Linked DNA regions of Homo sapiens: region 1 is linked to region 2. Evidence: chromatin loops called from intact Hi-C (ENCODE). Cell type or tissue: mammary epithelial cell. All regions are shown on one strand. Links, peaks and the distances in the headings refer to the core of each region. The heading gives the core; the rest is flanking DNA. Region 1 has its middle 31 kb from the start of GNA12. Region 2 overlaps GNA12 (G protein subunit alpha 12).

Evidence for each region. Hi-C counts contacts between places; a loop is a spot of excess contacts. Peaks named below come from ENCODE experiments on the same cell type or tissue, not always from the same donor. Only the 100,000 strongest peaks of a DNase experiment are listed, where the experiment ranks them.
Region 1: a loop joins it to region 2, with 2.4 times the contacts of the local background. A loop is called at or near these places in 4 of 110 quality-filtered maps.

Annotation. Positions count from the first base shown.
Region 1 is chr7:2,867,599-2,883,627 of GRCh38, forward strand. No RefSeq gene overlaps it. Among named protein-coding and RNA genes, the nearest start is that of GNA12, 31 kb to the left of the region's middle. RefSeq lists silencers at 1,848-2,052, 3,000-3,219 and enhancers at 4,026-4,677, 6,509-7,089. In mammary epithelial cell, for the core only: no CTCF peak of the experiment used is centred there; DNase peaks (open chromatin) are centred at 6,193, 6,733 and 8,583; H3K27ac peaks cover 1,685 bases.
Region 2 is chr7:2,813,829-2,825,447 of GRCh38, forward strand. All of the region lies in intron 1 of GNA12 (G protein subunit alpha 12), which reads right to left. Among named protein-coding and RNA genes, the nearest start is that of GNA12, 25 kb to the right of the region's middle. RefSeq lists a silencer at 1-14 and enhancers at 7,179-7,868, 7,869-8,558, 10,633-11,275. In mammary epithelial cell, for the core only: a CTCF peak has its summit at 7,751; DNase peaks (open chromatin) are centred at 5,633, 6,923, 7,633 and 8,183; H3K27ac peaks cover 4,373 bases.

The DNA of each region.
Region 1 (16,029 bases), core at 3,487-11,486, 54 kb after region 2:
GCCTCCCGGGTTCAAGCAATTCTCCTGCCTCAGCCTCCCAAGTAGCTGGGATTACAGGCAAGCACCACCATGCACAGCTAATTTTTGTATTTTTAGTAGAGACGGGGTTTCACCATGTTGGCCAGGCTGGTTTCAAACTCCTGAGCTTAGGTGATCCACTTGCGTCAGACTCCCAAAGTGCTGGGATTAAAGGTGTGAGCCACTGTGCCCAGCCTATAAATATTCATATATATACACACACACACACACACACACACACATATATATGTATATACATGTAAAATTTTTTTTTTGAGACAGAATCTTGCTCTGTTGCCCAGGCTGGAGTGCAGTGGTGCAATCCCAGCTAACTGCTTTCTGTGTTCAAGCGATTCTCCCGCCTCAGCCTCCTGAATAGCTAGGATTACAGGCATGTGCCACCATACCATGCTAATTTTTGTATTTTTAGTAGAGGAGGGGTTTTGCCATGTGGGCCAGGCTGGTCTGGAACAGTTGACTTCAGGCGATCCACCTGCCTTGGCCTCCCACAGTGCTGAGATTACAGGTGTGAGCCACTGCGACCAGCCTAATTTTTGTATTTTCAGCAGAGACAGGGTTTCACCATATTGGCCAGGCTTGTCTCAAACTCCTAACCTCAAGTGATCTGCCCGCCTTGGCCTCCCAAAATGCTGGGATTACAGGTGTGAGCCACTGTGCTGGCCTATTTATATTTTTAATTAAAAAAATTTTTTTGAAACAGGATCTCACTCTGTCATCCAGGGTGGAGTACAGTGGCGCAGTCACAGCTCACTGCAGCCTCTACCTCCTGGGCTCAAGTGATCCACCCACCTCAGCCTCCCAAGTGGCTGGGACTACAGGTGTTCACCACCACACCTGGCTAATTTTATTTTGACTTTTGTAGAGATGGGGGTCTCACTTTGTTGCCCAGGTTGATCTTGAACTCCTGGGCTCAAGTGATCCTCCTGCCTTGGCTTCTCAAACTGTTGGGATTACAGGTGTGAGCCACTGTGCCCAGCTATTTATATTACTTTAAATGGACAAATAGCAATTGATATGTTTATCATGTACAACACAATGTTTTGAAATACGCATACCTTGTAGAATGGTTCAATCAAGCAAATTAACATATGCATTCCTCCCATGCTTATTATTTTTTGTAGTGAGAACACTTAAAATCTGTCTACATGGTGAAACCTCATCTCTATTAAAAATAAAATACTCGATTGCATTTTCAAAATACAAGATGTCTCGATTTAAATAAGGGTTAAATCTTGTTTTCTCCACCTTATTTCCTAGTTCGCTAGCAAATGCTGCATTTGTTAATTAATTTAGGGCAATTCTTTCTTTCTGTAATTGACAAATAATAATTACGTCTATTTAAGGGGCACCGTGTGATGCTTCGATCCATGTATACGTCGTAGAATGATTAAACGCAGCGAATTAACATATCATAACCCTTAAAGCAGAGGCTTCCAGTTTCCTCTAGGGGATTCCCCATGTTCCATTCCAGTTCTGGTGGGGCCTTTCCAAGCCATACACAAACACATACACACGCGGATGTACCCCATGGAGTCACATACGAACGCACGTACACCACAGCCACGCATAGTCACAGGAGCATTGCAGGCACGCACGTGCACACACCCACCCACACACCCACCCACACACCCACCCAGGGGCATGGTCCTGTAACCCGGACCTCTTCACATCTTTGGCAACAGTAACGTGGCCCAAGGGGTAGGCCTATGTATTAGTCTGTTTTCACCCTGCTATAAAGAACTGCCTGAGACTGGGTGATTTATAAAGGAAAAGAGGTTGAATTGACTCACAGTTCAGCATGGCTGGGAGGCCTCAAGAAACTTACAATCATGATGGAAGGTGAAGAGGAAGCAAGGACCTTCTTCATAAAGTGGCAGGAGGGTGAAGTGCTGAGTGAAGCGGGAAGAGCCCCTTGTAAAACCATCAGATCTCCTGAAAACTCAGCCACTCTCACGAGAACAGCTTGGGGGAAATCTATCCCCGTGACTCAATGACCTCCACTTGGTCTCTCCCATGACTCAGTGGAGATTATGGGGATTACAGTTCAAGATGAGATTTGGGGCCGGGTGCGGTGGTTCACACCTGTAATCCCAGCACTTTGGGAGGCCGAAGTGGGCAGATCACTTGAGGTCAGGAGTTCGAGACCAGCCTGGCCAACATGGCGAAACCTTGTCTCTACTAAAAATACAAAAATTAGCCAGAAGTGATGGTGCGTGCCTGTAGTCCCAGCTACGTGGGAGGCTGTGGCAGGAGAATCGCTTGAACCCGAGAGGCAGAGGCTGCAGTGAGCCGAGATCACACCAGCCTGGGTGACAGAGCCAGACTCAGTCTCAAAGGAAAAAAAAAAAAGATGAGATTTGGGTGAGGCGCAAAGCCTCACCATATCAGTCTCCACCCAGGAGAGTCCACCCTGCCTGGAGGAGAAAGAGGGCGCTGGGCTGTGGTGGCCCCGTGTGTCCCAGTGGAGGGGTCTGTCTGCCATGGGCAGGAGTGCGCCCCCCCTGCACAGAGGGCTACAGCTCAGAGGCGAGGCGGGGATCGGACCTAGTGAGAGCTGAGCGCCTGGTCTGGGCCCTGTTGGGCTTGGTGAGCCACTCTGTGGCTTTTAGTGATACCTGAGCCAGCAGACCTTACCTCTGTGCGCCAGGGGTGCTTTGTGGGGTCCGATGCTGTTCACACCCTGCGTCCTCCCGTCCTGTCCGGGTCCCCCTTTCCCACGTGCACAAGGAGTGGCTGACGGTCTCCCAGGACTCCCCCACCACCCCCTACACACTCCACTTCAACTCTGCAAAGGCAGCACCCTTCCCTGGAGTGTGAGACCCTCCCTGCCTGCCCCTCTCTGCCTGAGCAGGACAGGAAGCTATTGAGCCCCTGTGAAGCTCTAGGCCAGGTGCCTGGAGTCAGCGATGAGTAAGAGGAGGCAGGGCCTGCAGCCCTCGGAGGCCCAGGACTTTAGGGAACTCATTAGAGAGACTCATTTCGTTACCTGTGTCACTTTGGTCATCTGGGAGGCAGACGTCAAGACAGAAGAAATGAGCAAGAGATTGATGAAACGCAATGCCCAAGCAGGATACAGGGAGAGGATGCAGGGTGGGCGGGGACCAACTTCCAACCGTGACGCAGGGCTTGTGTTTGCCAGAGGAGAAGAGGAAGGAAGGAGGGTTAAGTGGGAGGAGCCCCAGGCTGCAGTGCAGCTGTGAGAAAGTCCTCTCCAGGCCCACGGGGAGCTCTAGCAAGGTCCCGGGTGGGGCAGGAGCTGCCAGGCCCCAGGTGCTACTGCATTCCTGTGGAGGGTGACTCTGGGAGGGAAAGCAGAGCCGTGCACCTCCAGGGCCACCCCGACGGTGACACAAAGGCTGATGTGACACATGCATCAAAGCACTGACCAAATGCCGGGGCCGGTGGCTCACGCCTGTAATTCCAACACTTTGGGAGGCTGAGGCGGGTGGATCACCTGAGGTCAGGAGTTTGAGACCAGCGTGGCCAACATGGTGAAACCCCATCTCTACTAAAAATACACAAATTAGCAGGGCGTGGTGGTGCCTGCCTGCAGCCCCAGCCACGGGGAAGGCTGAGGCAGGAGGATCGCTTGGACCTGGGAGGCGGAGGTTGCAGTGAGATGAGATCGCACCACTGCACTCCATCCTAGGCAATGGACCGACCAAGGGACTGGGGTCAGGGAGCACCGACCAAGGGACTGGGGTCAGGGAGGCTTCCTGGAGAGGGCTGACACCTGAGACATTTCCAGTGTAAAGGAGATGGGGGCTGAGTGTCAGAGGCCAGGGCTTATGCAGGGCCCCGAGGTGGATCATCTCTCTGGGACTGGATGAGGACAGCATCACAGGCGCAAGTTGAGGGCAGGACTCATGGCTTGCGGGCGCAGTGAACGTGACATGGGCCAGGCTTGCAGAGCCCGAGGGTTGTATTTGGGACTCTGGTCCTGTGTCCCAGCCCACTTTGATTCCAGTGGGCAGACCAGCTCAACCCAAACCCCTGCCACTGGCTGAACGCTCCCTGGGGCCCTGGGTCTACCACCTGCCTTGGGAATGCTGCCTGAGCTCTCTCTCTCTGGCATTCTGACCACTCCTGCCAGATACAGCTCGATCTGTGCCTTTGTTCTAGCACTGATTTTTGTTCCTGCATGGAGAGCAGGCTTGCCTGTCTCCACAGTTAGGCTGGGGCCATGGTGGGAGGGGATCTGCTTATTCATTGCCTGATTATTCATTTTGAGGTCTGGTAGAGTGGGATTCTCAGGGAATGGGTGCCTGCCCCAGGATGAGGTTCAAGAACCTTCTCTCCAGTGCAAGGTTTGGAGAAGGTCCAGGTGAGCAGGGGTCTGGGGTCTGAGTCCAGAGTGACCCTAAGCCAGCAGCATCCCCCAAGAGCTTATTAGAAACACAGATACTCAGGCCTCAAGCCCAGACCTGTAGAATCAAAATATACCTGGAGGTAGAGTCCAAGAATCCGCATGTTATGAACTTTCCTGATGATTCTTACACCCATCCAAGTTTGAGAAACACCAGTGGTCCAAGTTTGAGAAACACCAGTGGTCCAAGTTTGAGAAACACCACCGGTCTAGTGCAATCTCCTCACTCCACATGGGGTGGCGGTACTTGGGCTGAGGCTCACTCTGAGTCCCACACCCAGACGGTGGCTGAATGCAGACAGAGAGCACATCAGGCCTCTGGGCTGTGAGGAACACAGCCAGAGACTTCAGTAAAAAACGCATCTGGGGGACTAAACCTATGATTTGTGCAAAAACACCTGGGTGATTTTCATCATGAAATAGAGCTCATCCTTCTGGAAAAACAATCCACCCATCTGTTCGCAGTCAGAGGAGGATGTTCACGTAACACCAGATGCCGTGTTGGGTGCCATGGTAACAGCACGCTTCCGGCAAGATGGTCCTGCCCTGCACACAAATCCTGAAACAGACAAAAAATAATTTAAAAAAAAGCCATGTAAGTTGCCCATGCTCAGGCCTTGTTCTTGCTCTCCCCAGGATGTGTCCTTCCTCTCCTGTTTGTCAGACTCCTACTCACCCTTTGAAACCCAGCCCAGATGTTCCTTCCTTCCCATTTGCATGCATCAACTTCCTCACCCCATCCTTTTTTTTTTCTTTCTTTTTTGAGATGTTGTTTCGCTCTTGTTGCCCAGGCTGGAGTACAATGGCGCGATCTCGGCTCACTGCAACCTCTGCCTCCTGGGTTCAAGCAATTCTCCTGCCTCAGCCTCCCAAGTAGCTGGGATTACAGGCATGTGCCACCACGCCCGGGTAATTTTGTATTTTTATTAGAGTTGGGGTTTCACCATGTTGGTCAGGCTGGTCTCGAGCTCCTGACCTCAGATGATCCACCTACCTCGGCCTCCCAAAGTGCTGGGATTACAGGCGTGGGCCACCGCGCCCGGCCCACCCCATCCTTAAGTGTTCAGGACACTTGGCCTGTACCTTTGCTCTGGTGCTTATTTTTGTTTCTGCATGGAGGGCAGGCTCACCTGTCTCCCCAGTTAGGCTCTGGCCATGGCGAGAAGAGGTCTGATTATTCATCGCCTGATTATTCATTGTGAGGTCCAGTATAGCAAGGTTCTGAGGATATGTCAGCAGGGACTGAGGCTGAGAGACGCTGATCACAGTTCCGTCAGGGATGACCTCCTCTGTCCTGGCAAGAGGCCAGACTGGAGCGACACTTCAGTAGAGAGAAGCCAGGGCTTTCTTCCCGCAAAGTCAATGATGTCTGGTCTCAACTGTCGGAAACTCGGTCAGCAAGTTTATGCTGTGATGAGAACTGGAGCACCAAACTCTGTGATGTGCATATGTTGTGGGCAGTGGCGGGTGCTGTTATCATTCATGACTGTTCCCTTCCCTGCACCTCGAGTTTGGGCTTTGCTGAGAGATTGCTTTGGGCAGTGGGCTGTTGAGGGGGATGTAGCAGGAGCAGAGGCTTGACACGCACTTCTTAATGGGGCTTGCCTTCTTGCCCACCTCTTTTTCGCCATGAGAAGAACAGCCCTGGGCTAGCCTGCCAGGCCACAGGGCTGAGCCTCACCTGCAGTTTGGAGCCAAGCCCAGGGAGTCCAGTCTAAGTCATCAGGATGCAAGAAATACATACTGTTTTCTGCAGCTGAGGTTTTCGCGGCTGTTATGCAGCCAAAGCTGACTCATGTACAGGATCTAGACTGGCCTATGGAATTAGAAAATCCTTTCTGTTGTTTTCCTGTTTGCTCCTCCTGGCTTTAGCCACAGCCCTCTGATTTGCATATGGCCCAGGAGTCTCCTGGGAAGAAATTTAAACCCCATGTCCAACATGGTTTTAAACATGTGCAGATTGTCAGATGCGGTGGAGAGGTACGGGCCATGGAAGACAAGTGTAGGGAGGAGAAAAAAATCCCTCCACAACAACAACAACAAAAAAGAACTCACCATAACTAAGAGAAGAGTTGGGCATCATGGGAAAACTCAGGAAGAGCCTGCGGGAGATGAAACAATGTTTTTCATAATGACGGTAGATTGAAGTAGATTTTATTCTCCTCCATCCTTGCTTTATCTACTCTGTTCTGTGTGGGGGTAACATACAGGTCCTTTTGCTTTCTTCGGGGATGATACAGCCACCTGGCCAAAACTGATCAAACCCCTGCTTCTGTGGGAGGAAGACCCCCAAGAACCATCAGAGACCAAAGGCAGGTGGATGAGAATGTTGGGTGGGGACTTGGGAGGCCCCAAATGGTGATGTGTTGATGAGGGCAACCTGCCTGCCAGTCATCCTTTAGGGACTCAGAGGACCACAGGAGAAGGGAGGGTCAAAGTCACTTGGCTGTGTGAGCTTTTGATGCAAGCTTTCCTGGGCAGGCTGTCAACACAACTGCATATCTGTTCAGGCCACAACACTTTCATTCACAGTGACCATTTGTTTTGTTTTGTTTTGTGTTTTGCTTTTTGAGAAAGTCTCATTCTGACACCCAGGCTGGAGTGCAGTGGCACCATCGTGGCTCACTGCAGCCTCAAACTCCTGGGGCTCAAGTGATCCTCCTGCCTCAGCTTCCTGAGTAGCTGGGACCACAAGCTCACACCAGCAGCCCTGTCTAACTTTTAAATTTTTGTAGAGATGGGGTCTCCCTGTGTTGCCCAGCTGGTCTCAAACTCCTGGCCTCAAGTGATCCTCCCACTTTGGCCTCCCAAAGTGCTGGATTACAGGCGTGAGCCACTGCACCCGCCGACACAGCAACCTTCTCCTGTTGGAGTCCTTAATGTCCCACTTACAGATGATGAGGCAGGGGTGGGGTGTGGTGTGGGATTTGCCCACGGTACCACACCTGGGCATGGTGAGGCTGGACCTGGAGCAGGACTTTCAGATTGTGAGTCCAATGTGCTCCTTGACTCTCAGACAAGGACACAGGTTCAGGTGGTTTATTTGGGAGGTGACCCCAGGAACACCATAAAGACGTGAGAGCTGAGACAGGGCGGGAGGAAGGCTATTAAGGGTAAGACATGGAAGGCATGTGAACTTCCTTTTACTGCTGTAACAAATCACAACGGAGTGACTGAAAACAACCATAGTTTGTTTTCTTACTTTTCTAAAGGCCAGAAGCCCAAATTCAAGGTGTCTGCAGGCCCTTGTCCTCCTGGAAGCTCTAGGGGGATCCGTCCTGTCTCTTCCTGCTTCTGGAAGCTCCCAGCATTCCTTGGTTTGTGAATGCCTCGCTCCAATCTCTGCCCCCGTCATCACGCGACCTTCTTCCCCATGCATGGGTGCGACTGTGTCTTCACAGGATGTTCTCTCTGTGTGTCTGGGTCTAAATTTTCATCTTCATCTTCTTTTTTTTGAGACACAGTCTTACTCTGTCACCCAGGCTGGAGTGCAGTGATGCAATCTCGGCTGACCTCCCAGGATCACCTCCACCTCCCAGGATCAAGCGATTCTCCTGCCTCAGCCTCCTGAGTAGCTGGGATTACAAGCATGTGCCACCATGTCTGGCTAATTTTTATATTTTTAGTAGAGACAGGGTTTCACCATGTTGGTCAGGCTGGTCTCAAACTCCTGGCCTCAAGTGATCCGCCTGCCTCGGCCTCCCAAAGTGCTGGGATTACAGGCGTGAGCCACTGTGCCCGGTCAAGTTCCTTCTTCTGATAAGGACTCCATTCACCGGGCTAGGGCCCTTCCTACTCCAGTGTATCCTCATCTAACTAATTACATCTGCAATGATGCTATTTCCAAATAAAGTGATGTTTGCAGTTACCAATGGTTAGGACTTGCGCATATCTTTTGGGGAATATAATTCAACTCACAAGAGAAGGTTGTAGCTGCAGGCACTTGGGGCTCAGTCTTGGTGGCACCCCTCCCTCCAAGAGGCTGTGTGGAATGTGCTTGAGAATTGCCCCCGTGAGGCGTGAGGAGCTGCGGCATTGACCCGCCCCCTCCTGCCTGGAGGTGTCTCGGAGCCCTGGGATTTTCCTCCCAATGTGGCATTCACAGGCATCACATCACTATCTGGCCATCAGCCACGGTGGGAGTATTGACACCACAGACATCAGCGGATGTTACAAATCAGGCTTCTTTTTCCCCGTGAATCAGCCTCCTGTACCACTCCGGCCCCTCCCTGGTGCAGGAGCAGTGCAGTGAGCTGATTCATGCGGAGAAAGATTGGTCTGGCCTGCCCCGTGAACGGTCTGTGTGTGGTCCTGGCCTGAGGACACCCCAGCGGGCTCATGTGGGGACTGCCTGCAGGTAACCTCTAGACTTGGCTGAGCACCAAGAGTGTTGGCCATAGGGGACCAGGCAGGTGGACGCCTGGGGGCAGCTGCTGGCTTCCCAGCGGGGCGCTGCCTGAGGCCCGGTTTGCCCAGAGAAGTGAGCAGCCAGCTGTGGCCCGGCAGAGTCCCAGGCCGTGCTGACAGGTGTGGCCAAAGGGCAAAGGGTGTTATTATAAAAGAGAATTTACGGCAGCGGCAGCTTGGGCTGGCTGAGCCCACGGGCAGCAGGAGGATGGAGTGGGGCTGGCAGGATGCTGGCAGGATGAAGGATCTGCATTTCATTGAGACAGTGGGTTGGAGTCCACGCGGCTGAGATTAAATAGCCCGTCCCCGGAATGCAGAGAGCCAGAGATAAATCAGACTTTACTGCAAGTGGGGTGGCAGGGAGTTAATTAGGAAAGAGAAAAAAAAATACATTTCAACTCACAAAGAAGCCCAGTGAGCCAGCAGAGAATAGCCCGGCCCCTCCAGGGGTCACTTTGGGGAGGGGCTGGCATCCCTGGTCCCACCAAAGGGCACACAGGACTGGGAAGGATGTCACCTTGGAAGTGTCAGGGCCCAGTGCAAGAGGGTGAGAATGCTGGCTGCCCCGTGGAGCTGTGCCCGGGCTGTGCCCCGGCTGGTCTTGGCCTGGGCCCTGCCAGTGAGGTGAGCTGGGTCCTGAACTTCCAGGTTGGGGACCAGGTCCTGGAATTGCATCCTGGTGCAGGAGCAGGCATCGCAGGTCACATTCAATGAGTGCTCAGAAATACTCACGGAGGACCGGGCGCGGTGGCTCACGCCTGTAATCCCAGCACTATGGGAAGTTGAGGTGAGTGGATCACTTGAGGTCAGGAGTTCCAGACCAGCCTGGCCAACATGGTGAAACCCCATCTCTACCAAAACCAGAAAAATTAGCTGGGTGTGGTGGTGGGCACCTGTAATCCCACCTACTTGGGAGGCTGAGTGGGGAGGATTGCTTGAGTCCAGGAGGCAGAGGTTGCAGTGAGCCAAGTCATACCACTGCACTCCAGCATGGGAGACAGAGCGAGACTCCATCTCAATAATAACAATAAAAAAAAAAAGAAATACTCACGGAGGGAGCCCTTTACCCTAAGCCCCCCAGGTTCACCTCTTGCCATGCCCCACCCAGCCAATTGACCCCCAGCACCTTCCTTTTTCGTCTCCTCTCTGCCTCTTGCCTTTACTTGCGAGGGGACCCCTGTATGAACATCTGCCTCACTTTCTCCCAGCCATCGTTCAAAGTCCAGTTCTATTTATTTTCTTTCTTTTTTATTTTCTTACAAGACAGGGTCTTGCTCTGTTGCCCAGGCTAGAGTGCAGTGGTGCAATCATAGCTCATTGTAGCCTGGAATTCCTGAGCTCAAGTGATCCTCCCACCTCAGCCTCTTGAGTAGCTGGGACTACAGGCACGTGCCACCATGTCCGCCCGCATAATCTTTTTTTTTCTTTCTTTTTTTTTGAGACAGAGTTTTGCTCTGTTGCCCAGGCTGGAGTGCAGTGGCACGATCTCGGCTCACTGCAGCCTCTGCCTCCCAGGTTCAAGCGATTATCCTGCCTCAGCCTCCCAAGTAGCTGGGATTACAGGAGCATGCTACCACACCTGGCTAATTTTTTTGTATTTTTAGTAGAGACAGGAATTCACCATGTTGGCCAAGCTGGTGTCGAACTCCTGACCTCAAGTGATCCACCTGCCTGGGCCTCCCAAAGTGCTAGGATTACAGGCGTGAACCACCATGCCCAGTCCCGGCTAACGTTTTCGTATTTTTGTAGAGATGGGGTTTCACCATGTTGCCCAGGCTTGTCTCAAACTCCTGGCCTCAGGCGATCCTCCTGCCTCGGCCTCCCGAAGTGCTGGGATTACTGATGTGAACCACTGCACCCGAACTCTATTTCCAACTTTTATTTAATTCATGCATTCATTCCACATCACTTACTGAACTCCTACTCTCTGCTGGGCCCTGCTGGAGGATCTATACCCAAGACCAGCCTCTGCTCTTCATGAATTTACAGCTTAGTGCTGTCCAGGGTAGGGGTACAGATGTGTGAACAGGTGGTCCTAGGATGAGTGGGGGATGTTGTTCATGGAGGAAGTACGGGGTTTTGGGCACCAGAAGATGGTGATCTGGCCTTTTTTTGTGGTGGGGGTGGGTGCAGTAAAAAATGTTCTGAAGTCAAAGTTGCTTAGAACATCAAGGCACACAGCCTGGCTGTGGGTCCCTGCAATGCCCTGGGGCAGCTGTCCTTCGTTTTTTTCCTTTTTTTCTTTTTTTCTTTTTTTTGTTGAGACGGAGTCTCACTCTTGTCACCTAGGCTGGAGTGCAATGGTGCAATCTTGGTTCACTGCAACCTCTATCTCCCAGGTTTAAGCTTCTCCTGCCTCAGCCTCCTGAGTAGCTGGGATTACAGGCGCCCATTACCATGCCTGGCTAATTTTTGTACTTTTAGTAGAGATGGGGTTTTACCATGTTGGCCAGGCTGGTCTCGAACTCCTGACCTCAGGTGATCTGCCCGCCTCGGCCTCCGGAAGTGCTGGGATTACAAGCATGAGTCACCGCACCCGGCCGGTCCATTGCTTTTTAGTGCCCCCTCTTGATGTGGACCGGTCTGTGAAAGAGGAGCCAGCACTAGAGGGTCCCTCGTGGCCAATTCCACCTTGATCTGGGAAGCAACACAGGCTGCAGCTGGCCTCTTCAAAGGGGCAGGAAGTGTAAGCTGCCTGTGTTTCCGGGAGCGGGGCCCCTAGTTAGATGTGCACGGGCAAACGCTACCATGGCTGAGTTTGAAAGGAGTAGGAACTGGCCTGACATGGGAGAGGGGTGGCCCATCAGAGGCAGGGAAGCAGGGTAGCAGAGTGCTCATTGTCACTGGAATGTGTGTGTGTGTGTGGACGCACGTGTGCATCCGTGTGACTTGAGTGTGTTTGCACATGTATATGTGTGGCTGTGTGCATGCCAGAGTGAAGCACAGGTGTGTAGTCCATGGATATGTGTGTCATGGGAGTGTGCATGTATCTGTGCCTGACTCGAGTGCATTTGCACGTGCATGTGTGTGTGAACGTGTGTGTGCATGTGGACATATGTGACCATGTGCATGTGTGCATGCCTGTGAGCAGCACATATGTGTATATGCACGTGTGTGTGAAAGTGCATGTGTGTATCTGTGCATAACTCGAGTGCATTTGCACATGCACATGTGTGTATGTCTGTGCATATGGGCATATGTGGTGTGTGCATGTGTTCATGCCTGTGTGCAGCACTTATGTGTATATGAACATATGTGTGAGTGTGCGTGTGTGTATCTGTGCATGACTGGAGTGCATTTGCATGTGCACGCGCATGTGTGTGAATGTGTATGTGCATGTGGACATATGTGACCATGTGCATGTATGCATGCCTGTGTGCAGCACACAAGTCTAATTGTACATGTCTATGTGTGCCTGTGAGTGTGCATGTATCTGTGCATGACTTGAGTGCATTTGCATGTGCATATGTATGTGTGTGTGCCTATGGGCATATGTGGTATGTGCATGTGTTCATGCTTGTGTGTAGCACATATGTGTATATGAACATGTGTGTGCGTGCATGAGTGTATCTGTGCATGAGTGCATTTGCACGTGCATGTGTGTGAATGTGTGTGTGCATGTGGACATATGTGGCCATGTGCATGTGTGCATGCCTGTGTGCAGCACACAAGTCTACTTGTGCATGTCTATGTGTGTCTGTGAGTGTGCATGTGTGTATCTGTGCATGACAAGTGCATTTGCACAAGTGCACGTTTGCGTGCATGTGCGTGTGCGTATGTGTGTCTCTGTGTGAATGTGTGCATACATGTGGGCATATGCATGTGTGCAGCACATGTGTATTTGTACATGTACACGTGTGAACATGTGTGCATGCATGCATTCGTGTGTGTGTGTGTGTAGGGATAAGGTGGTAAAGCCAGCACGGGAAGCAGAGACCAGACTGTGCAGAGTGTTGGAAACCGGGCTACAGAGGGCAGATTCTGCCAGAAGGCAGCAGGGAGCCCTGGACATTTCCTGTCCATATTTGCATATAGAAAGACCCCTCTGGGAACAGAGAGGAGAGTGGGTTAGAGGGAACCAGAGTGGACAGGAGACCCTGGCTGTATCCAGTGGGAGGTGATGGTGGCCTGGAATTGGGGGCAGGGCGATGATGGAGAGAAAGGGGCTGTGAGATGCGTCCAGGCAGGAGGCTGGCCAGGGTCCTCCCCCAAGTGGCCCCCGCCCCTCAGTTTCTCCAGCTGGGCCTCTGCCCAGGCTGGCATAAGCCTGCCCTGGGTCCCCCTCGGACTCTCCCACACACGTTGATCCTGCTTCTCTTCCGAGCCCATGAGGCAGGGATGGTGTCTGAAAATTGCTTGTAGCCCTCGGGGATACAAAAGAGGCAAAAATCGATACCAGCACGCAAAAAAGAAAAATGCTAAATGGAAGGGAACCGCCTTCTGTTGATGCTTATGGGGGGGCAGATGCTTGGTTCAGCCCCATTTCACAGAGGCTGCGGGCAGCAGTGGAGGCCCAGCCCCACCAGCCGGAGCCAGAAACAGCTCAGGATCCAAAGCATCTCTGAAAGAGGGTGGGAGGTGCTGCCTTGGGGCTGCACTTGGGACAAGTCCCAGCTTCTCCTGGCCTTGCCCTCCTCTCCACCCCGAAGCCCCTCCCACAAGGCTGCCGAGGAGGTCAGAGATTGGGGAGTCCGGGCTGGCTGCCCCAGCCAGTGGGAGGTCAGATCCTGCATGAAGCTGGGAGTGGCGGGCAGACAGCCCACCCTCCTACCCGCAGACCAGAGGTAAACATCTGATGCCCAGACGGAGGTGCAGAAACTTCTAGATGCAGCCAGCTGCTCTGCAGTGGGGAGAAATATAGATCTTGAAAAAAAAATCCTATGGTTCCCAGAGGTAACAGCGTGGATGCCACATTTGCAGGCGTTTCTGTGCACACGCAGCCTGCGCAGTTACCATCTGAGCTTCCCACGCGGACCGCCCATACTGTTACCCTCAGCTGCCTCCTCGCGCCAGTGCCTCCTGAACATGTCGGGATCCATGGGGGCTGCTTTGCTGTTTTTCACCAGCCCAGAATTCCCTGGGTCCCATATCCAGCTGCTCTGTGGCCTATTGGTGGTCATTTGTCCTTTTTTTCTTTTCTTTTTCTTTTTCTTGAGATGGAGTTTTACTCTGTTGCCCAGGCTGGAGTGCAGTGGCGCGATCTTGGCTCATTGCAAACTCCACCTTCCAGATTCAAGCGATTCTCCTGCCTCAGCCTCCCAAATAGGTAGCTGAGGCTCGCCACCACGCCCAGATAATTTTTGTATTTTGAGTAGGGACAGGGTTTCCCCATATTGGCCGGGCTGGTCTCGAACTTCTAACCTCAGGTGATCCGCCTATCTCGGCCTCCCAAAGTGTTGGGATTACAGGCGTGAGCCACCAGGCCCCCTTTTTTTTTTTTTTTTTTTTTTTTTCTGATGTTGGGCTATTTTAAGCCACGCTGCAGGGGGTACCCATGGGCACCATCGGTGTGTCCTGTGGGGAGTATTTCTAGGTGCAGAGTGTTAGAGTCACTCACTGGGTCCTGAGATGACCACTCCGTGCCTCAGTTTGCTGATCTGTGAGATGGATTCTAGCCCTTCCTCCTTTATAGGATTAAAGGAGGGAGAGTGCGAGATGTGGGATGAGTTCTCTGATTTCCATGTCCCGCCTGGGTGTGGGTGGCTCAGGGCATGGGCCCAGAACCCGGCCTCTGCACCCCAGCCTGGCCAACCAGAGGACAATGCCCGGCTTGGGAGAACAACCGGCCCTTGCTGTCAAGGCGTGAGGATTAGATGCAGAATAATGCAGTCCCCGATCAAACCTGCAGCTGTAACTCAGGCCCCAGACGCTGCCAGTGCCATAAATTTGGGGGGAAAGTGCAGCTCTAGCAGTTTGCGAACAAGAGCGGGGGAGGCTGAGTGAATTACAGCCCAGAGGAAGCGAAGGCCCCCTGCCTGGCATTGTTAGCCCCAGCCAGGGACTGATTGCTCACTGCCTTTAATGAAATTGAATTTTAATTTATATCCCAACCCAAGGTGGGGGACAAGGGTGTGCCCGGGCAGAGGTGGGCTCAGCCCCAGGATGGGGGCTCCTTCTGCAAGAGGAGCTTGCAGCCAAGTCCTACAGGAGAAAAAGATGGGCGCCCGGGGAGCTTCTCCAGCCCAAAGTTTCGAGGTCCTGCCAGTGCGGGCTCTGGGCAGGGTGCGGCCCCCGTTTGGCAATTCCTGCCTTGCTTAGGTGCAAGCCCCTAGAGGGCTCAGCGAAGGGGAGTCCCCGTCTCTTCCTTGTGAGAACTGGGAGCTCTGCCAGGTTGCAGGGGGAAGCCTGGGGAGAGGGGGAGCGTAATGATTTGTGGGGTTCGTTGGGAGCCCCCAGCTCCTTCACCTCTCCAAGGTTCCCAGATGACACATGATAACCCGCTGCACCCGATTTCCATATATCGCATGGGGCTTTTGAGGCCTTGCCAAGTGCCAGGTGAGGCTCCACGGGCACCCGTGTGGCCTTTGCCTCCTGTCTGTGTGCACCTGCTCTGGGTGGTCGAGGAGGGGCCATACCTCGGGGGCAGGCTGGCCTGGCTGCCAATCCCACCTGCACATTTCCTGGCCTTGGAAAACCACTTCCCGCCTCTGAGCCTCAGTTTCTACATCTGCAAACTGGAGATGAGGAGCACACCTCCGCCCAGAGCATCTGAAGGGGGACAGGAAGTTTGCAGGAGCTGCGGTTCTGCAGCGGCGCTTTTCCAGACCCTGCTCCGAGCTCATGGTTCAATGTGCTGGCGGCCAGCTGGGGGTGGGGGGTGATGGCCATCAGGACGCCACCCCCGTGGCCACGGCAGAACAGTGGTCTCCTTACGGCCCAGTGAGGAGGGGCCTCACAGAGGGGCTGGCAGGCGTGAGGGCATCCTGGGAACAGGGTTCCCGTGCAAGGGTTGCGCCTGCCGGTACAGGGGCTGGGAGGGCCAGGGCCTCCCTTGCGGCTGAACAGACGGGCTCAGGAGGCAGGCAGGTGGGGGCTGCAGGCCTCCCCCGACTTGCCTGGGAGCCTGGGAACAACATCTAGGGCTTGTTCTCTGCCTTCCTCACTGTGGTGGCCCCAGCAGGGCCCCTGGACATGCATCTGGACCCTGTAGTGGCTTCCTCTGTGGCCCTGAATGCCTGGTCTCCTTTGCAGGCCACAGGTCCCCCGTTAGTAAAGTG
Region 2 (11,619 bases), core at 3,620-11,619:
CCTGATGCAACACCGTTCCTGGGCGTGTCTGTGAGGGTGCTCGAGATGACATTAGGATTAGGACAGTGGGTTCAGGAAGGTGGACTGCCCTCCCCAAGTGGCTGGGCACCTTCCAATCCCTCAAGACCCTGAATAGATCAGACGGCAGAGGGAGGAGGAGTTCACCCCTCATTTCCTGCCTCGCCGCCGGAGCTTGGACATCTCATCCTCTCTTGCCCTGGGACTGGATGTCCACCATCGGCTGCCCAGGTTCTCAGGCCTTCGGACATGAGCTGAGTTTGAATCACGCCTCGGGCTTCCCTGGGTCTCTAGCTTGCCACACAGAACATGGGACTTCTCAGCTCCCAGAATCACGTGAGTGAAATTCTCCATCATAAATCTCCTTTTATACATCTATGTATCCTGTTGGCTGTGCTTCTTTGGAGAATCCTGACTGAGATCAGGGAGATCTGTGGCCGAGGAGTTGAACGGAGTGAGACTCACCCTGGACCCAGGGTGTGCAATGAGTAGGTGCTCAAAACGGCAGCACTTTCGGTTTCCATCTGGTGTGCTTCCCGAACCCTGCAAGTCAACATTTAAGAATTCCTATAATCTGAATTAAAGACAATTAGAGACATCAGAATAAAGCCCTGCTCAAGCTTCTCCAAGCTCACAAATAAAATCAAAGACACAAACCAAGACTTTGAGGAAATTTCTTCTGCACCCATGAAGTCTTTACTGGGAAGGCCTTCTCAGTGCGGCCTTACTGGACCATCCTATTTAAAGCCGCAACTCCCACCAAAAAATTCCTTATTTCCTTTTCCTGCCTTTTTTTTTTTTTTTTCGTGGCATAGAATCTCAGAGCTGGAAGGAGCTCTAAAAGGCTGGACCAGTCACCGTCCAGATGTGAACTCCTTGCATATAACGGCCTTCCACAGAAGTTTATCAGCCTGTCCAACACACATCCTAGAAAGGGTTCCCTGACCTGCCCCGCACTGCTCCCAAGCACCCTTCCTGTGCTCCCGACAGCACCGGGTGTGCACTGCTCCCCTCCACAGCACTCACTCACACGACTGCCAGGCATCCTTGCTAGGCACGGCCTGGGAAACATTCTCCGTTTCATTTCAAATGCCTACAATACAGTAGGCGCTCTGCACTCGGCATGGCTGACAAGGACGTCACTGTATCCAGGTCTAATCTCGCCCCTTCCACCCAATCCAGTCCCCTGTCAAAGCCACCAAGCGCCGCCACTGTGGCAGGCTCCGAGGACACAACAGAGAACCAGACAGACAAGGCCTTGCCCGCATGAGGCTTCCAAGCTCACTGGAGAAGGAGCAATACAAAAAGCAAGTGGACAGGAACATCGGCGAGGTGCCTGCGGTCCGGCACTGTGAGTGTGCTCTCAAGGAGGAAGCCAGTCAGCGGACCTACAGTCAAGGAGGCTGCTTAAATGAGGGCTGTTGGGGAAGGCGGCTCAGGAGGAGGCATTTACAAGACCTTAAGGAGGGGCCGGCTGCGCAGCAGGGGCAGGAGGAGCTTTCCTGGTGGAAGGAATCTCACGCACGAAGACCCTGAGCTTCGCATTTTTGAAACACTAAAGAAAACATGAGGGAGGCTGGAGCGTGTAGGAGAGATGACTCAGCGCAGGTTGGAGTGCAGGGCTATATTGGCGGCCCAGGCTCCACACTGCAGGCAGCCATATGCCTCTGCCAACCACCCCAGGGCCAAGCACTGGACAACCAGGGACCACCCTGATAGCACAGAGGCTGGGGAAATTACTCAAACCAGCCAATCCTAAACCGCGGATGCTGCCTTGCCCATTTCTTTTCAGAAACCACAATCGAGGCTCTTGCCCACAAGTACCCCTCCGCCTCCTGACCCAGCGTGGTGCTCCCTGGAGCCTGGTGCTCCCCGTGTGGCCCCGTGTGCTGTGCCTCCTGTTTCTACAAATCTGTGAGCACAAGCTCCTTCCTCACAACAGTCCCGTCTGTGTCTTAGCACACCTGATGACGTCCAATCCCAGAGACATTTCCCATCACTCCTCTGCTCCTCTCCATCTACACAAACACTGAATTTTTCATTCATCTGAAAATAAGGGAGATAGTTTTTGAGTTCATTTAATAGCCTTGCTGAGACTTTCCATGAGAAGCAATGGTTGACAGCCCCTGGCAAAGCTGGGCCTGCGTGGAACTGACCCAGCAACTCTGCGTCTAAGTACACATCCCGGAGAGACCCTGGCCGCCGCGCACGGAGGCGTGGACACGGACACACAGTGCAGCACTGTTGGTCGCAGGGAAAACGGTAAACAACCTGAATACGCATTCACAGGGAACGGATCAGCAATTATGGTAAGTAATGTGACGGTGGAAAGAAGTAAACCAGATCTTCACGCACCCCCATGGACAGCACGCACATGTGCTGCTCACCAAATCCTTTTTTTTTGAGATAGTCTTGATCTCGCCGCCCAGGCTGGAGTGCAATGGCACGGTCTTGGCTCACTGCGACCACCACCTCCCTAGTTCAAGCGATTCTTCTGCCTCAGCCTCCCAAGTAGCTGGGATTACAGGTGCCTGCCACTATGCCCAGCTAATTTTTGTATTTTTTAGTAGAGATGGGTTTCACCATGTTGACCAGGCTGGTCTCAAACTCCTGACCTCAGGTGATCCACCTGTCTTGGCCTCCCAAAGTGCTGGGATTACAGGCGTGAGCCACTGCTCCCAGCCTAGCAAATCCATTTTTTAAATGATATATTCAAAATAATGCCATTTCCATAAATTCTTAAAAACAAGTAATATACATATTGATTATGGACTCAAAACATGTACAGAACACAAATTGAATAATTATCCAGCTCATGCCAGGGTTTCCTCGGTGGGAAGGGCAGTAGCAGCAGTGACAGTGAGAATGATATTGAAGCTAACATTCACTGAACACCTACTCTGTCCAGGCACAGGTCTAGCACACATTAACTCATTCAATTCTTAAGAGCGGCCAGGAGACATCCATGATTACTGTCCCCATTTCACAGATGAGAAAACTCAGGCTAGAGAAATGATCAGGAATGTGCAATGCACTCCGGTGACTTCTTACCGCCTCCTCTGCTCCCATCAAGTCAGTCTGGGTCTCTGCTGCTCTTCACTGATGCCCCTGCTCTCATTCTTGCCCACTTCCACCTCCTACCCCTGGAGGAGGTCTACACTCCCCACTTAACAAACAATGACCCTTTTAAAAACACAGTTGGGTCAGTTCAACTCTCTACTTAAACTTTCCAATGGCTTCCCATCATACTCCACTTTATTTTTATTTATTTATTTTTGAGACAGAGTCTCGCTCTATTGCCCAGGCTGTAGCGCAATGGCGCGACCTCGGCTCACCGCAACCTCCACCTCCAGGGTTCAAGCGATTCTCCTGTCTCAGCCTCCTGATAGCTGAAATTACAGGCACGCGCCACCATGCCCAGCTCATTTTTTGTATTTTTAGTAGAAACGGGGTTTCACCACATTGGCCAGGCTGGTCTCGAACTCCTGACTTCAGGTGATTCCTCCCACCCCTGCCTCGGCCTCCCAAAGTGCTGGGATTACAGGCATGAGCCACCACACCCGGCCCATACTCCACTTTAAATGAGAATCCTTACACAGCCTGCAAGACTGTATATCCTCCCTTACCCCAGCCACCCCATGTCCACCTGCTCTCTCGCCCTCACTCACTCTGCTCTGCCCACACCAGCCCCTCAGCTCTCTCTGTGGAGACATTATATATTTCTTCACTTACTCATTATTTGTCCCTAACCTGCCCATTACGCAGACAACATGGACTCTGACTTTTGGCCACTGCTGTTATTCCCAATGCTGAAAACAGCCCCTGGCACTCAGATGTTTGTGGAACAAATGAATGAATGCAGCTGATCCAAGGTCACTCAGGATTCTGGTCTAAGCAGTTTGGTTCCAGTATTAGGACTGGGGAGGAGAACGGAACATAGAAGAAACATCTAAAGTTATGACAAATGTTGTCATCTATTAATTGTGAATAAGGAATTCTTTGTTAATTATCATCTCCTCCTTCCATTCCTCCTTCCCTCCCTTTAGTTTTATTTTTAAGTCTCCATAAGTACACTACACATGAATTATTAGTTCCAAATGTATTAGAACACCTGCTTTCATAGTTAGGAAACTAAACAAAAAAAGAAGAAAAAGTACTAGCACACTGTAAGATTGCTCTTAATGTTTCAAGTGGGACTGTAGTTCACTATAACGTATTAAAATTAATTCAATGAACACGGAATGACTCCCTACACAGCTAACAGGCATGTCAGGGTTTTGTAGGTTCTGGGGGGAGTCATCATTAAGAACATCAATTATTTACATAATAGTGTAATTCTGCCATTAAAAAACTGGCCATCTGACATAGAACAAAGTTTGTTTACCACATCAGTACTGACATCTGGGGGCTGGGGAATTCTGTTTTGGAGCGCCTCACACACTGCAGGACAGTCAGCAGCATCTCCAACCATCAGATGCCGGCGGCACCCATCAGTGTCACAACCAAACACGCCTGCAGACGCTGCCAAATGTCCCCCTGGGGAGCATAGTCTCTCCAACGGAGAACCACTGATTAGAGGCTAGACAAACTACAGCTTGTAATAAAGAAAATACAACTTATAATAAAGAACAGGAAGCCTGGTGCGGTGGCTCATGCCTGTAATCCCAGCACTTTGGGAGGCCAAGGCACACAGATTGCCTGAGGTCAGGAGTTCGAGACCAGCCTGGGCAACATGGTGAAACCCCGACTCTAATAAAAATACAAACAATATTTGGGCATGGTGGCGTAGCCCTGTAGTCCCAGCTCCTCAAGTGGCTGAGGCATGAGAATTGCCTGAGCCCAGGAGGTGGAGGTTGCAGTGAGCCGAGATCGCGCCACTACACTCCAGCGTGGGTGACAGAGACCCTAACTTGAAAAAAAAAAAAAAAAGCAAAGGACAAACGAACAAGGGAGGGAGGCGACTCAAAGTGGCCTCTCCCACAGGTTTCGCTTGCCGTTTTCACTTACTCTCTCTGACCAGCCTCACAACCCTTTCATGGTCCCCTGTAACTAGAAGGCTGTAAGGCAGGCCACAAGCCCGTGGCACGGGCAGAATTCTAAAGATGGCCGGGGGTATTCATCAATTGGGAACCTAGGTGAAAGGTCTTTGCAGAGGTAATTAAGGCTACCAATCAGCTGAGCTTAAAATAGGGCGATTATTCTGGATTACCCTGCGAGCCTGATGGAGTCACCAGTCCTTACAAGCAGATGTGGAAGGTGGAAAAGTCTGGCAGGTTCCTTGTGAGCCGCTCGCTGCTGGTTCTGAGTTGCAGGGGCTGCAAGCAAGACTGGAGGGAGGCCTCCAGGAGCCGAGGGAGGTCAGAAAAGAAACCGGACCTCAGTCCTACAGCTGCAAGGACCTGAACCCTTGCCACAACCTGAATGAACTTGGATGCCGATGCATTCCCAGAGCCTCCAAAAAGGAACACAGTCCGGCTGGAACCTTCCTGTTAGTCTCATGACACTCAGGGCAACCAACTGAGCCACACTGTGCCCAGACCTCTGACCCAAGCAACTAGGAGCTAACAAATAAATGTTTTAAGTCCCGAAGCCTGTGGTAATTTGTTACAGTGGCAACAGAAAACCAAAACAGCTGTGGAGGTGTATGTGACTCATTACTGAAAGGTGAGTTTATAAGTGAGAAACACAATAACCAAAAGCAGTCCCCTTAAGAAATTCCCTAGTCTGCATAAAAGACAAATAATCCAAATTAAAAAAATGGGCAAAGGATCTGTATAGCCATATCTCCAAAGAAGATACGCAAATGGCCCATAAGCACATGAAAAGATGCTATACCTCATTCACCATCGAGGAAAGGCAAACCGAAAACGGGATGGCTGGAATTCAAAGGACAGATAAACACAAGCACGGTTAGACCCCAAAGACGTTATATTGGTGGGAACAGAAATGTTGCGGCCAATTCAGAAACACTCGGGTAGCTCGTCAAAATGTTAAACATAAAGCAACCATTTGACTCAGCAATTCCACTCCTAGGAATACACCCAAGAGAAAACATGTTCACACCAAAACCCGCACATGGATGTTTATAGCAACATCATTCATAACACACAAAAGATGGAAAGAACCTAGATGCCACTGACTGAGGCACGGATAAACAAAACGGGGCGTAGCAAAAGGGAATGCTATTCGGCCGCTTAGAGGGATGACGATGCCACGCTACAGCATGGATGAACTTTGAAGAAACGATGCTAAGAAGTCCGTCGCAGAAGACAACATACTGTATGATTCCATTTACATAAAATGTTCAGAAAAGGCAAATCAACAGCGTCGAGAGAAATCCACGGTGTCGAAAGTGGGCTGGTGGCCGCCCGGGGCTGGGGCTGGGGCAGGAGGAAAATGTGCAGTGGCTGCAGGGTTTCTTTCTGGGGTGATGAAAATGTTTTAAAAATTGACTGTGGTGATGGCTGCACAGCTCTGTAAATAGACTGAAGTCCACTGAATTGTAGGCTTTAAATGAGGGCATGGTATGATATGTGAGTTATAGCTCAATAAAGCTTTTTTTTTTTTTTTTTTAAGCTGAGGCCAGGCATGGTGGCTCATGCCTGTAATCCCAGCACTTTGGGAGGCTGAGGTGAGAGGATCGCTTGAAACTAGCCCAGGAGACATGCAAAACCTATCGCTACAAAAAAATAAAAAATAAAATTAAAAAAGCTAAAAAATTGAAAAAGAAAGTCCCAAGCGCTGTAAAGCACAGAGCACGGAAGTGACACACAGTGTGGCAGCTGCTTGTTGTCCAGACCTGCCCCACCGGCCAGTCACCAGCTCCTGACTCACTGACCACCCTGGCCTCTGCCCTGTAATCTTCCAAAGAGGAAACTCCAACTGTGTCTTTTAAAACTTTTTACTTTAGAGACAGGATCTCACTCTGTCACCCAGGCTGGAATGCAGTGGTGCAATCACAGCTCTCTGCAGCTTTCAAGCTCCTGGACTCAAGCCATCCTCTTGCCTCAGACTCCCATGTAGCTGGGATTACAGGCATGCACCACCATGGCCAGCTAATTTCTAAAAATTTCTGATAGAGATGGGATCTCACTATGTTGCTCAGGCTGGTCTTGAACTGCTGACTTCAAGAAACCTCCTGCCTTGGACTCCCAAAGTGCCAGGATTACAGGCGTGAGCCACCGCGCCCGGCCTACATCCATGTTTTCATCAACATGGACAAAACTCCACAGGAATCACTCCCATTTCACAAAAATGTTGTCTAGGTGAAAGATGCCAATCAATTATTCTCTGGTTAATGTTCTGCTTATTCTTGGCTTAAGAATTTTTGTGATGACGCTTAGATTACAGATGTTCTGCAAGACAGGCTGAGAAACAGAATCATTCCAATCACTCCTGCTGTATCCTGAGGGGAGACTCTCCGCCTGTTCAACACAGGGACACGCTGCCTCCCGTGGCAAGGTGACTGTCTTGCTGCTGACTCGGGCAAAAAGACCATGAGAATGAATTCACCAACCAGGGTTCCCTTCCCTCGTAAATACTGTGAGAAAATGGATGTCAGTCTCCAGCTGACCGCAGAGAAATCACGGCCAGGTGTTGGCACTTACAGAGAAGAATGAATACAGAACTGCTTTAATCATCCACTCAGGAAACTCCCCAATTGTATCAATGACTCTATATAAGGAAGCGAGGCTTGCAACTCCAAACGAACTCACTGGGTGGCCCCAAGCAAAACAATTCACCCCAAACGGTGTGCCCTATGGACAAGAGAAACTCCTGCAGTTATTCTATTTTCTCAGCTCCCTGCTCCTCGTTTTCCTCCACCTTAGCAAGACAGTGATGAACAATGCTAGGTAAGCTCTTTCCCTTCCTGTGGCAAGTCTAGTAGCAAAGGGCTAGTTGCCAGGAAACATGAGGTTACACCATATTCCTGCTTAGTGGAATCCTGACCTTCATGTTACTAAAACATGAAAAATACTTTGTTTACAAGATCATCAATATTAAAATTTGGCTTTCAAGTTCCCTAAGACCTTTTTCCTGTATTTATTACAAGAATTTATTTATGCATCCAACAAATACTCAAATGCCTACTATGTGCTGCCATGGTGCCAGGCCCTAGGGACACAGGGGAATCAGACCAGGCCCTCGCATGCCCGCCCAGGCTGACATTCCAGGATGTGATGACTAGAACTATGTAAAATGTGATATACACATCAACAAGGGTGATTCAGATTACCACCAACATTTCTTAACAAACCTAGCTAAAAAACGTTAGAATGTGCTTAGCCTTCCCATTCTCTTTTAACTTTTTATCTAAACCTACAAATTCTGAAGCTTCTGTGGGAAGCTATGCCTCCTCCGAGATGTTGTTCTTCGTACGTTTTCAACCATACAGCGGCAGCGACTGGAGTGGTTGTTTTGCATGTCAGGCTTCACTGGGCAATTTCTTCAGAATTCAGAGATCTACCTACTGGAACTAGCATCTGTAGACAGTCCAGTAACTAAGAGTGGTAGTTCTGAGTTAGGTGGGCCTGAGACCTGGCACACTCTTAACCTCCCCAATCTAAGACATATCTTATGGAAGTCCCCTTCTCAAACCCTGATAAAGATTGAAGGGCCAAGCGTGGTGGCTCTCGCCTGTAATCCCAGCACTTTGGGAGGCCAAGGTGGGAGGGCTGCTTGAGCCCAAGAGCGTGAGATCAGCCTCAATCAACAAAAAGAAAAAGGACTGCAAGCCCAGGGCAGGAGGACTGCTTGAGCCCAGGAGTTTGAGACCAGGCTGGGCAACATAGTGAGTCCTTGTTTCTACAGAAAAATTAGCCAGGCGTGGTGGTGCGTGCCTGTGGTCCCAGCTACACAGGAGGCTGAACTGAGAGGATCACTTGAGTCCAGAAAGTAAAGGCTGCAGCGAGCTATGATCGCCCCACTGCACTCCAGCCTGGGCGACAGAGTAAGACTCCGTTTCCAAAAGAAAAGAAAGATTTAAAGACAATGACTTGGAAAGGAGTTGAAGGAGATAAACACTCAACCCCCTCAGTCCCTAAGAGAGTCTGCTCAGCCCCCTCCTAGATGTGATAAAAAGGTGCTCCCTAGATTCACTATCAGTCCTCTGCCCATTCCCTGGCCTCCCATTACTGGAATTCAACATGGTTTAGGAGATTAAAGACACTGAGTCTTTCAGGGACATTACAGTTACCAACCACTCTGATGGCCTTGAAGAAAGTAACTTTAATTCTCAGTAACTATTTGTATATTATTTGTAACTAAAAACGTGGGGTCCGAGGCATCATCTATGGCAGGCTTTGTTGGAGGGCCTTTTCCAGGCTTCCTGGTGTAGTCCAGAGACGGCCCCATACCCTGAAGAACCCTTCTGTCTGCTTCATCCAGCATACACACAAACCCAAGGGACCCCGCCTTCCCCAGCTCTACAGAGACAAGAGGGAACTATTTATATAAAAAGGCTACTTATCTGACTGAAGGCTGATAGCAGTAAGGGCAAAAGCGTGTTCTGACACTCCAACTTCAACCGCAGCCCCAATTCAGGACTTTGACGGCATATGCAGGAGGAGTGCTTGGGGAAGGTAACAGGAACAGAGGGCATAAGGAAGAACAAATGAGAACCTTCAAGAATTAGACAATCATTCTTTGGTCTTTCAAGCATGCTAATAATAACCCTCTGCAGATTTAGAAAAATAAAACTGTTCGGGAAGAGGCCAGTCGTTGCTTAAAAGAATTAGAACAATTCGTTCAATAAGCACTTAGGAAGTGTCTGTTACAAGCTGGAATACAGGAAAAATAAAAATGCAATACTCAATGTCAAAGGATCTTTCATTCTAGTTGGCTAGGCAAGCTAAAAAAAAAATTAAAAATTAAAAAAGCATGTTGCAGACATAATAAAGCACAAACTACCTACTAATATCTATAAAACCCAATGCAAATGAGTAAACTTCATAGAATAAAGATCATGCAGTAAAATTACTTAGAGAAAGAAGCAATGTCTTTTCTAAGACTCTTTTTCCCATGAAAATAATGCGCATTCTAGAAAACAGAGATAAGGGCAATAAAAATAAATCCCCTTTAATTAGAGAGAAACGCTCATTACATGTTAGTGTCATTACCATATGCCACCACCATTCTTTTTGCTCACATTCAAAACATGGTTCCTAAAAGATAGTTGACTCCTTTTCCAGTTGAACAGATCACACCCATGTCTGCCTGTCTCAAAAATGGTATTTTCAACATCAACACTTTCACAACATTTCTAGGATCTGACCGCTTCCCAGCATCTCCACTCCTAACACGCTGGTCCCACAGATCAGGATGACAGCCTCTCACTGCCCCCACGTCCACCTGGTCTCCCTCAGTGAGGGTGGCCAGGGCAACCCCGTGAATGTCCAAGTCAGATCCTGCCACTCCTCTGCAGAAATCCTCAGGGACAAAGAGCCCCTCACACACAGAGTTAAGGCCCGCGTCTTCCCAGTGGCCTGCACCCGCCTCTGCCCATCCAGGGGTCTCCTCCCTCACTACACAGCCATCACACTGGCTCCTCTGGGTCTGCGGAGGCCTCTGCACTTGGGGTGCTCTCCCCATCACCTCTGCAGGCGGCTCCCTGCCACCCCTGACATGGACACGCTCTCGCCCTGCTTTCTCCTGCCCCCAGCACTTGTTGCTTTCTAACATTTCATAAGACGTGCCTGTTTACCCTGTGGATCGTCTGTTTCCCACACTAGAATGTAAGCTCTACATGGCAAGCATTTGTTTCCAATGATGTATCCCGGGCACTTGATATACAGAAGGTGCTCGATAAATATCAGCTGATTCACCGACTTATTAAAAGCTGTGTAGTGCCCATCACACACCACAGTTCAATCAGTCAGCCCCAACAGGTGGCGATTAGGTCATTCCAGGATTTTAACAATGCAAATCAAACCGCAATAAAAAAATCCCTGCTGCTCAAAGCGTAGCTGAGGGCCGGTGGCAGCACAGCCATCACCTAGGAGCTCACAGACCTCCCAGGCCTACTGAATAGAATCTGCATTTGAACAGCATGGCCAGGTGACCACAGGCACAGGAAGTCCAAGAACCACTTTCCGACTAAAGACAAGGGAGGAGGCCCCTCTCCCTCAGGCCCCGTGAGGGTGAGGTCTGCACCTGCGGGTGGACAGACACCTGGCTTGCCTCCTCCTAGATCTCGCTCTGGGTAGTACCCAAGACTCCATGACCATCTCTAAACATCAGACTGCCACCAAAAGACAGGTTACAACAATTTACATCCTAAATCCAGGCACCCAACAGGAAACAAGCAGGACACTCAAATTAGGAACTAATCACAAAGGTGTGGGGGAAGCCCGAGAAACAAGACAGAAGGAATCCTGGGGCGTGGGAGGGGAGAAGAAATACTGAACCTCACTCTCTCCCCTCCCTCCCTCCGAGCTCTTGCCAGGACTTCCCACTGGCCAACCAGAAGCCAGAAAGCACAACACTCGCTGCTACAATCTATACAGGTCACCCCAAGAGCAGAGAGCTGACAGAAGCAGGAGAGAGGGCGGGAAGGGGCGGACAGAAGCTTCCCAGCATGTGCGCCCCCAGCAGTGTATGAAG